Regions from separate parts of the Homo sapiens genome. Here region 2 is linked to region 1. A link is a loop called in an ENCODE intact Hi-C map of the cell type or tissue named here. Cell type or tissue: heart right ventricle. All regions are shown on one strand. Region 1 holds the start of MIR635 (microRNA 635). Region 2 has its middle 15 kb from the start of AMZ2.

What was found. Hi-C counts contacts between places; a loop is a spot of excess contacts. Peaks named below come from ENCODE experiments on the same cell type or tissue, not always from the same donor. Only the 100,000 strongest peaks of a DNase experiment are listed, where the experiment ranks them.
Region 2: it touches region 1 in a loop (4-fold over the local background); 88 of 110 quality-filtered maps call a loop at or near these places.

The regions. Positions count from the first base shown.
Region 1 is chr17:68,423,704-68,426,203 of GRCh38, reverse strand. It overlaps WIPI1 (WD repeat domain, phosphoinositide interacting 1), which reads left to right. Exons shown (of 13, transcript NM_017983.7): 12 at 29-129. MIR635 (microRNA 635) reads left to right here and starts at 1,656; the gene lies at 1,656-1,753. It also overlaps a transcript of ARSG not described here and a transcript of PRKAR1A not described here. In heart right ventricle, no CTCF peak of the experiment used is centred here; no DNase peak of the experiment used is centred here; H3K27ac peaks cover 464 bases.
Region 2 is chr17:68,261,692-68,264,191 of GRCh38, reverse strand. It overlaps a transcript of ARSG not described here. Among named protein-coding and RNA genes, the nearest start is that of AMZ2, 15 kb to the right of the region's middle. In heart right ventricle, CTCF peaks have their summits at 746 and 946 (motif pointing left); no DNase peak of the experiment used is centred here; H3K27ac peaks cover 1,362 bases.

The DNA.
Region 1 (2,500 bases):
TGTTTCATGTCTCTTTCTTGGTTTCCAGGTTATTCTGAGGACGGCGGGGCGCTGCGAGGAGAAGTTATTCCTGAACATGAGTTTGCGACGGGACCAGTGTGTCTTGATGATGAGAATGAGTTTCCTCCTGTGAGCATTAGGAACCCGTAACTGGGCGGCTCAGTCTGTGTGCTTAGAAGGAAACCTTCGCCTCATACGAGAGGCAGAGTCCCTTTCCCTGTTTTCTAATCTATAACAACTAATTCTCTGCTCTAGTATTTGGAAAGCCATAGGATATTTGTTGTACTGTGTGCTTCGAATCCTACAGAGTAGGCTTTAGGTGTCGAGCTAAACCCTGATGGCATTAGAGTCACCGAATACTAATCCAGGGAGTCTTGGTGGCCTCCCTCCAGCCAGAGGCCTGCGATCCCTTACTTTGCTTCTGTAGCACTGACTTTGCTGCCTGGAAGGTAGGAACACGTGACTTGTCTAAAACTTATTTTCCTGAGGCTCCCATGGATGCGTTTGCAGAATGCTGCCTTCCTTGTGCTGGAGGGGATGGTTTCAGAGGGCTGGGCTGTGTGTTCAGGACTCTGAGCTGAGTTGCTGCACTCTGTGAACCAGCTTGACCCTCACTTACCTGCAGCTCTGGCCGGCAGACCCGCACCTCCCCAGCAGTTGCAGACACTCATTAAGAAACAAGTGGCCGGGTGCGGTGGCTCACACCTGTAATCCCAGCACTTTGGGAGGCCGAGGCTGGAGGATTGCTTGAGCCCAGGAGTTAGAGACCAGCCTGGGCAACACAGCAAAACCCCATCTCCACCAAAAAAAAAAAAAAAAAAGAAAAGAAAAAATTAGCCGGGTGTGGTGTCACGTGCCTGTAGTCCCAGCTATTCGGGACGCTGAGATGGGAGGATCACCTGAGCCTGGGAGGTCGAGGCTGCAGTGAGCTCTGATTGTGCCACTGCACTCCAGCCTAGGTGAAAGAGTGAGACTCTATCTCAAAAAGAAAAGAAAAGCAATTGTGTGCTCTGTGGAGGGCAGCAGGTGCAGGGCAGGAGCTTGCCCGAGCACCTTTAGCTGGGTTTCCCAGCAACCTGCTCAGCCTGTTCCCACAGCTAGGGCCCTCGGGGCTGGCTGAGTGCTGGGCGTGGCTTCTTCCATCACCTGGAACTGAAGACAAGATTCCCTCCTGAGAGCCTGCTGGGGCTTCCTTAACTGCTGATTCTTCAGGCTCCCATCTGGAGTAACATATAGACCGCTCTTGTGAGCTTCAGTCAAAACATCCCAGATAGTCAACCTGAAATCATTTCGAGATGGAAGTACTGATTTGTTTTGTTTTGTTTTTGAGACGGAGTCTTGCTCTGTCACCCAGGCTGGAGTGCAGTGGTGTGATCTCGGCTCGCTGCAGCCTCTGCCTCCTGGGTTCAAGCAATTCTCCTGCCTCAGCCTCCCGAGTAGCTGCAATTACAGATGTGCGCCACCATGCCCAACTAATATTTTGTATTTTTAGTAGAGACGGGGTTTCACCATGTTGGTCACGCTGGTCTCAAACTCCTGACCTCAAGTGATCCACTCGTCTCGGCCTCCCAAAGTGCTAGGATTACAGGCGTGAACCGCCGCACCCGGCCGGAAGTAGTGTTTGGGCCAAGACTTGGAGCATCAGCTCCTAGAGCCAGAGAGGAGCTGCCACTTGGGCACTGAAACAATGTCCATTAGGCTTTGTTATGGAAACTTCTCCTGATCATTGTTTTGTGTCCATTGAGCTTCCAATTGTAAAAGGATGGAGTGCAGGTCTGGCTTCTTTCTCCCGCAGATCCGTGGAACCCTCTAGTGAGCACATTTGGCTTAGAAAACAAAGCTGCGGTGGGGCCCTGCATGCAGGGCTGGGGCTGTTGTTTTGTGATTTCCCACATCGGCTCTGCGGGTCGGTCGCAGCGTGAGCTTTTACATTTCTGGCTTTCAATAGGCAGGTTGTCAGAGACGTGGCTGGCAAGTGAAGTTTATATCTCAGTGGCGGAGAGCAGTTGTTCTTAAAAATACTAATTATAAACTTCAAAACCTCTGTTGGCATGCTGCCTAACTATAAACCAGTTGTTTTACCTTTGGGTTCTCATGGCCCCAACTGGCCTTAAAGGGCGTTCTTCTGCACCCTCAAGAGGCGGTGGTTATTTACCTGAAGTCGAGGCTTCCAGGATCCAGAGCACTCTAGGTCAGACACCGTGGGGACAAATGTGACCATTCTACTCTGTCAGGGTTTACCACATCCAGACACTCACTAGGTTCCGTTTCACTAATTTTGGTAAAAGTCTGTAACTACTATAAAATATTATTAGATTCTTAATTGTAATCGCAGTAAGCCTTGCAACCTCTTATAGTTACAGAATTGGGGTAATGTGGATATTAGTATCTAGGAGGTAGTTCCTTGCCAAAGAACCTGTATAAAATAATAGGTACCTTGTGCAGATCATTTATTTGGGGTAAAAAGGAAAAGGGGAGGTGCTTAATTGAAGAACCAGTA
Region 2 (2,500 bases), 160 kb after region 1:
ATTGTAAATCAGAAATCATCATGATCCTTCAGCTGGGCGTGGTGGCGCACACCTGTAATCCCACCCAGCACTTTGAGAAGCCGAGGCGGGTGGCTCACTTGAGGTCAGGAGTTCGAGACCAGCCTAGCCAACATGGTGAAATCCTGTCTCTACTAAAAATACAAAAATTAGCCGGACATGTTGGTGCGTGCCTGTAATCCCAGCTACTCGGGGGGCTGAGGCAGGAGAAGCACTTGAACCTGGGAGGTGGAGGTTGCAGTGAGTCGAGATCACGCCACTGCACCCTAGCCTGGGCGACAGAGCAAGATTCCATCTCAAAAAATAAAAATTAAGAAAAAATAAAAAAGAAATCATGATCCTTAGTTTCACAAGTTTGCAAATATGGGGCTCACCAATAGGGAACTAGAGTTTAGAAGCCATTGTCTTTAATTCTTTAAACCGTGGCCAGGTGTTGTGGCTCATCCCTGTAATCCCAGCACTTCAGGAAGCCACGGTGAGTGAATTGCTTGAGCCCAGGAGTTCAAGACCAGCCTGGGCCACATGGCGAAACCAAAATTAGCCAGGTGTGGTGGCTCATGCCTGTGGTCCCAGCTACTCAGGAGGCTGAGGTAGAAAGAGCACTTGAGCCCAGAAGGCAGAGGTTGCAGTGAGTCCAGATGGCATCACTGCACACAGCCTTGGCAAAGAGTGAGACCCTGTCTCATAAAAGAAAAATAGTAATGGTTATGCACATTACTTAAAATGACCTATTTAAGGAATTCAGACATGTTACACGCAAAAATGATCACTGCTATAAGTATACATTGCATTGATAAAAGAGAAGCTGCCCTTGTTTTCAGATTTGTGTTTATATTGCATGTGTCCTAAGTGAGGGCGATCGTAGCGTACAGCTGGGCCAGCCGCCGTTGCATAAGTAAGGAAACTGGGTCCCCCTAGTGTTCAGTTCTCGTTAATGACTCTCTAAAGGTGCAGAACAAGAAAAGTGGCAAGAGAACTTACAACTTCCCTTTCCATGTAACAACTCACCCAAATCAAAACTACTTCAATGACTATCCATTTCCTACATGGAAAATTAGACGGGAAACCTGATGCCCAGAACATTTCACCAAATATTATTGAGAAAATACAGATTGTGGCCATGTATTTGTGTCATTTATATGCCTTTCCAGCAACTCAAGAACAAGCACGCTAACTTCCCTAACAACTTATACACCCTAGAATTCAACCAAAACTTTAAGCACCCTCTCTGCACTGGCACCTCCCATTCTTAGTCCCAACTTTGTCCCTGAGCTCCTGATTTATATCTGCCCGCATGGCAGGGCATGGATATAAAACTAGGCATCTTCTACTTAAAGTGTCCTCAGCAGAACTCTGGATCATCCTCCTCAAACCCACTCCTCCACACATCCAATCGGCTCTCCTTTCTAAATATATCCAGGAGCTGACTGCTTCTGCCAACTGCACCAGGACCCTTGATCCAAGCCAATATCATCTTAGCTGGATTATTACAGTAGTCTTCTAGCTGGCCTGCCTGCTTCCACTCTTGGAACACGCCACCCCCACCTTAATTTTCCATACAGCAGCCACAGTAATCCTCTTACAGCACAAGTCTGAACTAAATCCTTAGCAATGGGCCCTGCATGAACTGCCTGATGGATACTATTACTTTTCCCTCTGCTCCTGCTACACTAGCCTCACTGGCTCTTTTTCTGGGGGGGTTGGGGGGGCAGTCTCGCTCTGTCGCCCAGGTTGGAGTGCAGTGGTGCAATCTTGGCTCACTGCAACCTCCGCCTCCCAGGCTCAAGCAATTCTCCTGCCTCAGCCTCCCGAGTAGCTGGGACTACAGGCGCCCGCCACCACACCTGGCTAATTTTTTGTATTTTTAGTAGACACGGAGTTTCACCGTGTTAGCCAGGATGGTCTCGATCTCCTGACATCGTGATCCGCCGACCTCAGCCTCCCAAAGTGCTGGGAATTCAGGCGTGAGCCACTACGCCCGGCCCTTTCTTTTTTTTTTTTTTGTTTGTTTTCGTTTGAGATGGAGTTTTGCTCTTGTCACCCACGCTGGAGTGCAATGGCACAATCTCGCCTCACTGCAACCTCCGCCTCCAGGTTCAAGCAATTCTCCTGCCTGAGCCTCCTGAGTAGCTGAGATTACAGGCACCCGCCACCACACCCAGCTCATTTTTTTTTTGTATTTTTAGTAGAGATGGGGTTTCGTCATGTTGGCCAGGCTGGTCTCGAACTCCTGACCTAGGTGATCTACCTGCTTCAGCCTCCCAAAGTGCTGGGATTACAGGTGTGAGCCACCACGCCCAGCCTCTCTTACTGTTTCTGGAATTGTTCTTACTGTTGCAAGCTTCAGGCCTTAGCATTTGTGGTTTCCTTTGCTTGGTACTCCCTTCCCTGAGATGTGTATGCAGTGTGACCCTTCAATTTGATCACTTCCAAATGCCACCTCCCTAGGGAGGCATTCCTGTCTATCCTATTCAAAATGGTA